2 separate regions of the Homo sapiens genome follow, and region 2 is linked to region 1. A link is an interaction called in ENCODE POLR2A ChIA-PET data of the cell type or tissue named here. Cell type or tissue: PC-9. All regions are shown on one strand. Links, peaks and the distances in the headings refer to the core of each region. The heading gives the core; the rest is flanking DNA.

The links. Peaks named below come from ENCODE experiments on the same cell type or tissue, not always from the same donor. Only the 100,000 strongest peaks of a DNase experiment are listed, where the experiment ranks them.
Region 2: POLR2A ChIA-PET joins it to region 1 with 16 read pairs; 2 of 35 experiments call an interaction of 5 or more read pairs at or near these places.

Annotation. Positions count from the first base shown.
Region 1 is chr2:191,650,521-191,654,917 of GRCh38, reverse strand. No RefSeq gene overlaps it. Among named protein-coding and RNA genes, the nearest start is that of NABP1, 25 kb to the left of the region's middle. In PC-9, for the core only: no CTCF peak of the experiment used is centred there; no DNase peak of the experiment used is centred there.
Region 2 is chr2:191,563,709-191,568,105 of GRCh38, reverse strand. No RefSeq gene overlaps it. Among named protein-coding and RNA genes, the nearest start is that of NABP1, 110 kb to the left of the region's middle. RefSeq lists an enhancer at 2,903-4,102. In PC-9, for the core only: a CTCF peak has its summit at 1,618 (motif pointing left); DNase peaks (open chromatin) are centred at 1,665 and 2,325; H3K27ac peaks cover 2,213 bases.

The DNA of each region.
Region 1 (4,397 bases), core at 314-4,313:
AGAGGCAAATGCTATTCATAGCTGATACCTGTAGATGACAGTGATCTTTTCTTTTCTACACAACCTCCTTTTTTCTTTCCTACACAATCTACTTTTTTTTTTTTTTTTTTTGACAGAGTCTCACTCTGTTGCCCAGGCTGGAGTGCAGTGGCACAATCTCAGCTTACTGCAATGCCCACCTCCCAGGTTTAAGTGATTCTCCTGCCTCAGCCTCCTGAGTAGCTGGGATTACAGGCACCCGCCACCACACCCAACTAATCTTTTGTATTTTTAGTAGAGATAGGGTTTCACTATGTTGGCCAGGCTGGTCCACCCACCCCAGCCTCCCAAAGTGCTGGGATTATAGGCATGAGCCACCGCGCCCGGCCTAGGGGATCCACTTTTGTCTTACTTTTTGGAAGTATTGTCTTAGTTATCTTATTGCTTTTCACTTAGTTTTCTTTGTATTTATTACTAATTCAAACTCCACCTCAATTGTAGAAATCTCCTTTTAATATATTCAAATGCATTAGGACTTAACAACTTCATCTTCTCAAGGAAATCTGACTTGCTTCTATCTGGATAAGATGCTCTTCAGCATTAAAAATCAAATATTTTTCTACAAGGTTTGCTTGGAAAACAACCATCCCTAGTTCCTATCTTCCATTTTTCATGCCCTAGAGGCAACTACTTTCTCCCCCACCCCGCCCAGCTGATGGAGGCTGCCTTCGTCATACTCCTGGGGACTCTCCTGGTCATTTCTAGTCTTGGATCTTGTTTCCTGATTCCTATGTCTTCCTCTTTCTCGGCTTGTTTCCTAGTGAAGAACATAACTCAGTAGCTTCTCGAAAAAGAGTGCAAAGGAAATAAATGTTTTGAGGCTTTATGCTATGATTTGACTGTGTCCCTCAAATTCACATGTTGGAAACCTAATCTTCAAATTTATATGCTGATGGTATTTGGAGGTGGGGCCTTTGGGTGGTAATTAGGGTTAGATAAGGTCATCAGGATGGAGCCCCCATGATGGGAGTGGTGGCTTTATAAAAAGAGGAAGAGAGACCTGAGCTGACATGCTTTTGCCCTACTGCTATGTGATGTTCTTGTCATGCTGTGATGCAGCAAGAAGGCCCTCACCAGATACGAGTGCTGTGCTTTTGTATTTCCCAGCCTCCAGAATCATGAGCTAAATAAAACTTTATTTTTTATAAATTACTCAGTCTATAGTATTTACTCATAGCAATAGAAAATGGACTAAGACACCTTATAAATTTGAAAATATCTTCAGTCTACACAATACTCTTTCAAGGTGTAGAAGTCTCTTCCTGTGAATTTTGAAAGCACTGCTCTTTTAGATTTAGGTGTTGCTATTGAGAAGACAGATGACACTCTGATTCTTCATTTTATATATTAAACCTGTTTTATTCTGGAAGTTTGTAGTCTCATCTTTTTGTCCCTCTTGTGCTGAATGTTTAAATTCTTTAGTACAAATTTACACAGTGACTACTATGTGCCAGGCACTATTCTAGGTATTGAGGATATATCAATGACAGTTTTATGATGATACTCTCAGGTGAACATAAATTTCTCCCCATCATTCTGGTAGTTGGTGAGCCCTTCAACCTGAAAACTGAGATTGTAAGATTTCAATGTTACAAATTTTTGATAATTTCCTACCCTCTGTTCTCTTCTTTTAGTAATACTATTATTACATGTTGGATCATCAGGACTGATCCTCTAATTTTCATACAGCCTTTCTCCTCAATTATCCTTATTAGCCTTTTTGTTCTACTTCCTAGGAGATTTCTTTATCTTTTATCTCTTACATTAAACGTCTTATTTTTAATGTCATATTTTTAACATTTAGGTTTCTTTTGAGCTCACTGAATATTCCTTTTATAGATAATCCTGTTATTTTATATATTTTCTTATTGTTCTGTTGGCAGAGCTTGTTTCCTTCAAGTTGTTTTCTTCTGTTTGTTTGGTTTGGTTTGGTCTCTATCTTTTGTTAATAGGATTTCCTCAAATATCTAGTGATTCCTAGCTGTCTAGTTTTATTTTAAGAATGAAGCATTGAAAAGAGGATGTTTTGTATGCATGAGGGGACTCTCCATTGGGTTTGCTACAGGATGATGTGACATAGGCCAACATACTGGGCCACTGTCAGTGTCTTTTCTTTCAGGTTGATAAGATTGCCCAGACAATATTTCCAGCCTTCTGCTAAGAAAACATAAGCCTGGCTAACGGTGTTCTGGGAGCTAAGTGAAGGAAAAAGATTGAGGAAGTTTCAGTATACAACTTATAAATACATACTTAATCCCCAGCCTGCAATATTGTAGCCTACATCCTTTCCTGGTAACCCCAGTCCAGAGTCCCTGTATTTGTTCTTGGCACCAAAAGAAGAGGCAGTCTCCCACCTGAAAAGAATAGGAATGGGGAATTCGGTATCCATCAGCTTCTTACAAAGAGGTCTCACCAAATCCCATGTTTAAGCACCACCCTCATTCCTAGTTCCTAAGATATCTGTGCTTCTTTTTTTAAAAAAAAAAAAAAAAGAAAAAGACAAAACAAAAAAAAAAACAGGTCTCTCTATGTTGCCCAGGCTGAAATGCAGTGGCTCTACATAGGTGTGATCAAAAGCACTGCAGCCTTGAACTCCTAAGCTCAAGTGATCTTTCCACCTCAGCCGCCTAAGAAGTTGGGACTACAAGCATGCAACACCACACCCAGCTATGTGATCCAATTTGGGGGGTTCTATAATGTAAGCTGGGTTGGTTATCGTCAAGCTGAAGATTCAGCTTTTTTGGTTGTCTTAATTCAGTTACTACTTGTCTGTCTGCTTCCCAGTTTCTAAAGTTTTATTGCTGTTGTCTCCTATCTCATTCCCTTTGTCCTTGTGCATTTATGTTTTGTTAACAATTATTTCATTGTTCTCTCAACTGGGTTCAGAAGGAAAGAGATTCGAATGTATGTGTTCAGTCTAACATCCCAGATCCTGCGCTATTATTACTCTCTATGTTATAAGAAAGTTGGCAATGTTTATTCTAACTCTTCTAGAAAGACAGGTACTAAAACTAACAAACACAAATGCAGTCACTAAAGAAATATGTTGACCACAGTTTGGTTGAAACATCCATCAAGACCTCCATCATTTTTTTTTTTGTTTTGATTCTGTGCTTACCAGAAATCTTCTAATTATATGAAACTCAAAATGTCCAAAGTAAAATTGTTAATCTTGCATTCAAACTCTGGATGCTACAGTGTTCTCTTATTACCATGTAATAAGATGGTCACTATCCTTTTAATTACTCATATCAGAAATGTAGGAGTCATTCTAACACCTTCTTCTTCAGCCTCTTTATCTACCCATCACTAAGTTCTGTCATGAATGTTTATGACACGTTTACTTCTTTTCATCTCTACTATGAAGATCCTAGTCCAAGTTACTAGCACGTCTCTCCTAGACTTTTACCATTGCCTCCTAACTGATCTCTTTCAGCAACTCACTGGCCCATTCCCCAAACTGCAGTCATAGACACCTTTGCAAAATACAAGCCAGATCATATTCTACACAACCTGCCTAAAATCTCTAAGTTTCCTATGAATAAGAGTGACAATCATTAGCAAGGCCTGTAAAAGCCTGCAGGGATTGGCCTTATTCCTTCTCTGGTTTTATCTAGTGGTTCTCCTCCCCTGGTGTCAGCTCCCTAGTCGGGCTGCCTTTCTTTCTGATCCTCTTTTTGTCTGAAACTCTTTCCCCCTAAAAGCCCCTTCAGGCAGAACAGCTCTCTTCTACAGCTGCTCCCAATGTCTAACTGCCCTGTTCATTGGCCCTGGTTATTGCTTAGTCAATCCTTAGGTTTCTGTTCAGTGTCACTTCCTCAGGGAAACCTAGTGAGGTCATTCTTCTTTTGAATTTACACATACAGAAACATGCTTCATTTCTTTATAGCATTTGTCTCACTTATTAATTAGGCCCTCTTTTTATGTCTATTTGATTAATATCTGCCTCTCCCACCACACTATAAGCAATATGAAAGCAAGGAATACATGTATTATTTCTCACTACTGTATTCTCAGGACTTGAGTAATTGCTGATTTTCCCTTTTAGAGTTGGTTTAAAAAAATATATCTTGGATGAAGTCTTCTTTAAATTCAGAAAAATTTGAATATACTATCATCAGCCTTTCTTTTCATGATTCATGGTCTTTGTTATTTTTTAAATGCTGTAATACAGCCTATTTCTTAGTCTTTTGAGTGTATAGGGATGTCCACTACTATGTTAAATAACCTCAGACCAATTGTCCAGGGATAAAATTAGATAACTCTAAAGTTTTCAAAGGAGAATTTTAGTTCTTTAATGCTCAGCAGAAGACAACTGACGGGTTCAATTACTACCTTCAAATATAGGAAGTATTTAA
Region 2 (4,397 bases), core at 327-4,326, 87 kb after region 1:
ATCGCCCAGGCTGGAGTGCAGTGGCTGCAATCTCGGCTCACTGCAACCTCCACTACCTCCAGGGTTCAAGCAATTCTCCTTCCTCAGCCTCCTGAGTATCTGGGACTACAGGAGCGAGAAACACACTTGGCTAATTTTTGTATTTTAGTAGAGACGGGGTTTCACCATGTTGGCCAGGCTGGTCTTGAACTCCTCACCTCAGGTGATCCGCCTGCTTTGGCCTCCCAAAGTGCTGGGATTACAGGAATGAGCCACCGTGCCCGACCTGCTCTCCGCATTTTAGAGATGGAAAGTGCTAACTGTGGAGGTGAAGTATTTCATGAATATATGCAGACACACAGCAAAGACAAGTCGAACCTGTATAATGATAGTGTGCTTTAGATTTTATGGCCAAAGCTAATTTTAACTAAACAAAAAAGGCTGCCCAAATCTCCAAATTCTTACCCCAATTGCTGCTGACTTAGAATGATCCTGGCGAGGTCAATTACCATCCTCTTAACTCTATTTTCTTCTGACGCTCTCTATCAAGTTCCACTAAGTATATCAAAAATTAACAAAAAACTCTTTGACTTCCTTAGATGGAAAGGAATCCAGGCAGATTAATAGGACACAGTATTGCAATTCTTAATCATTGAGATTGCTGAAGGCTGGCAGGTGTAATTAAACAGTCATCAGCCCATAAACTGCGGGTGAGAGTTCAGTGCCGATGTGTCAAATTGGACAAAGTTAACCAGAGGGCTCACCTGAGGAATGAAACTGGGAGACACTCAAGCTTTAGAGTGTCCCATTAGAATCAGGCAGTAATTATAAAACAGGATTCACTGAGAGCTCTTTCAAATTCCAGTGAAGAGCTCATTTCTGAAGCCATTTGTTAAGTTATTGCAGCCAACTATTGCCATTGCTGCAATTGCTTTTGCAGAGCCAAAAAAGAAACTAATTTTAGCTACCTCTTCTACCTCTTACCTTTCCTAGGAAAGAATTTTCTTCAGAGAATCTGAAAGTTGAATCTTCTAGTAATAAACACTTTAGAAGATAGAAAGCAAGAAAAATCTCAGTCGAGAATCTTTTCACAAAGTAACTAAAGAGGCATTATTGGAAACAAGTGGAGAGGAATGGCAAACTGTCACAGCTGTGGCTGCCTGCTCTTAAAAGTAGGAATGCAGTAGAAAGAAAATCCTTGTGGAAAAGTTAATATGACTGTGGATGCTAGGTATGCTGGTGCTACCCCTGGGCCTGGGAGTAATCACCCACTCCAACCAGCATAAACTCCAGGGAGCATGAGATCTGGATCTGACTCCCCTTAGAGCTCAACAAACACTTCTAGGGACCCACAGAAAAAGGCGTTGCCCGTCTGGGTGTATGATAGCGTTGTTTCGGTGGAGAAGCTTCTTCATTATTCAGGAACACGGTGAATGATTGAAACTTACTCCAGCGCCTGGGGGCAAGCAATTTATGATGAACCTCCATAAATGGTTTTTTAAAATCACCTTAAAATTAATGCCTTCTATAGCCCAGAAGAAGGTGGCGGAGGAGACGTGAAGCCTCTTGAGTTTGGACCTCAGGCAAGGAAAAGTTGGGTCTGGCTATAAATGGACCCTTGAGGTGAGAAACCTGGGGACCTCGGATACGATTGTGGAAGTGCCTGTGCTGCCCCCATGTGGACAAAATGGTTCTCTTCATGGCTTTGCTCCTTTGACTCTAGGTTGAGGGTCACAGGATATAGGATTGAAGTGGTGAATATTCTGGGATCTGCTGGTAACAAAAAGAAACATTGCTTTAGTGTTCAGACCAACACAAGGCTGGCTTTGCCATATAACCCTGGACCTGCTGGCATTCTGCACTCTTCTTTTTTTTTTTTTTTTTATTACTCGCTTCTTGCTACACATATTTGTTGAGTTCTGGCCATGGAACCATGATAAGCTCCTGGGATGGTCAAAAGCCTGAGGTGCAGTCCTTGCTCAATAAGCAGATAAGATAACCCTCACATCTATGAATGCGATCTGATAAGGTGGCAAAGAGAACAGGGAAGCAAAGTTGTGTGAGCACAGAAAGAATAGAGAAGGACTTATTCCTCCAGAGAAGGCTCAAAGAAGGCCTCGGGGAAGAAGAGGACTTTGGAACATGTTTTGAAATCCAGGAGGATGTCCCCATGTGGGGGAATAGGAGAAAAGTGCTGCAAACAGAAGGAACAACATAAACCGTAGCACAGGGACCTCACTCCTCTTGGCGAAAGTGCAGTAACCCTTGTGGCTAAAATAAGAGGTGACTGGGTAAAGGAAGGAGGACTCAGTGTGAGACCATACAAGGAGGTTGTGGACAAAACAGGAAGTGTTTTACAAATGCTTGAACTTTATCCTATAGACAGCAGGAACCACTGAAGTCTTTTAGAGCAGATAAGATGTGATCAAAGTATTACTTTTAAACAGTCACTCTGGCAGCATTGTGGAGAATGAATTTTGGAGTCGGTGTAGAACCTAGAAGAAGGAAAGGAGAACAAAGGCTACGGTAGTATTGGCCAGGGGAGAAATGATGAGGTCTGGGTGGGGCAATGAAGTGGCAGGTTTTAAAGCAATATTTCTGATAGACAAGTGGTAGGCTTGGAGATTTATTGGATGTAGAGGTTGAGGGAAAGGGAAACAAAGGATGATTCCCAGGTTTCTAGCTTGTGTCTAGACTAGAGAAATGTTACTGCCATTAGCCATGGGAGGAATTATTGAGAGAGGAAAAGATTGTGCAAGGGGGATATTGAGCATTTGTTTTTGGTCACGTTAGGCTCGTAACCAGGGCTGCACCATGAGGAATTGCAAATGTAGGTCTGGACCTGAAGTATTTATGACCCATTTTTATATGAGAAAATTGAGGCTCTGGAATGTTAATGTGTCCAAAGATTCCTAATAGGTGGTGATGTTTAGTCATCCTTGTGTCTCTGGTTTTAGCATAGTACCAGAAATGAATAAATGCCACGCTATTATCTGAAAGCCAGAGAAGAGAGAGAGGGCAGAACCTGGAAAACACCAGATTCCAAGGACAGTCCAAAGAAGATTGGGCCAGCAAGAAGGACTAAGAAAAAGCAAAACCCAGGAATGAGAATTCCAAGAAAGAGGAAGAGATTCACATGTCAATGCCTCAGAACTCAGAAAGAATGTAAATGGGATATCTGAGGTCATTTTTTACCTTTAGTAGAGAGGTGACTATGCAAGCTGGTTTGGAAATGACTTGGGAGAGAGTGAAAGGTGAAGCCATAGGAAAAAAAGTCAGACTAGACTTCTGTGAATTTAGACTTCAAGCAAGATAAGGAGAGGCAGTAAAAGAGTTGGAGATTGAGGGAAGGTTTTCTGGGCTGGATGGATGGTTGCTTTTAAAGAAAAAAGTAGATTTGAGTATGTTTATGGGCAGAGAAAAAAGCTCCCATGGACAAAGAGAAGCCAGAGATAAAAGTCAGTGGGAAACATGAGGATGGGCTAAAGAGAACAGGTGATGGGGTAACTTTACAAAGGAGCATTTACATCTAATCCTCCAAAACAGGAGGGGAGAAGAAAACACGAACACGGAAGCTCGCCTTAAAAAATCAGCTTCTAGGCTATGGTTATTTCTTGATTACATATCATGAATTTCTCCAGAAGTGCCTGATTCGAAGAATCTTCCATAGTACCCACAGCAATCGATGTTGAAAAGCCAGAAGTCCAGTTTTTCTATTTTATTTGGCATAGGCAAAATGAAGTTTTTACTTGCAGCTTTTATTTTCTGGTTTTTATTTTGAGCTATTTCAACCTGCAGTCAACAATGGAAAATATCAGACCAAAAGGGACATAAAAGGAAAGGGCCTTCCATTTCACCATTAACTTGCCTTCCAGGAAATACCACCACTAAACAGCCACAATAAGCCGCACCACAGTGCTTCCCCTCAACTCTTCATCTCTTGGTTACCCTGGACGAGTGAGGGACCATTGACATTCCCCACAATGGAGTTCAAAACTGTACAATTGACATTATAGACAGTAAAATATCCATTGGTATCTACTCCTCATTTCAATTAGAGTCCTCTCCCTGAACATGATCCTCTAAAGCCGAGCAAGAATTCTGAGGTCTTTGTTCTCCACACTTTCAGTTTTATGATACAGTCCGATCAACGAGAGTTCTAAACTTTACACACAATTTTAAATGGCAAAGCAGCTCAGGATTTTGACTGACTAAATATATTTCTCTAATTTTATAATAATTACCCTACTTCCTTTCTTACATGTACTATTTATATCCTGAAAAGATATCAGATCTGAGAGGGTCTACATAACTGAAGCTTTAGTTTGGATTTTGTCAAAATGGGGAAGAAATGTAAAGGATTTCTTTTTCTGAAACCACCTTTCCTCTTAATACTCTGGAGGTTTGATAAATGTTGC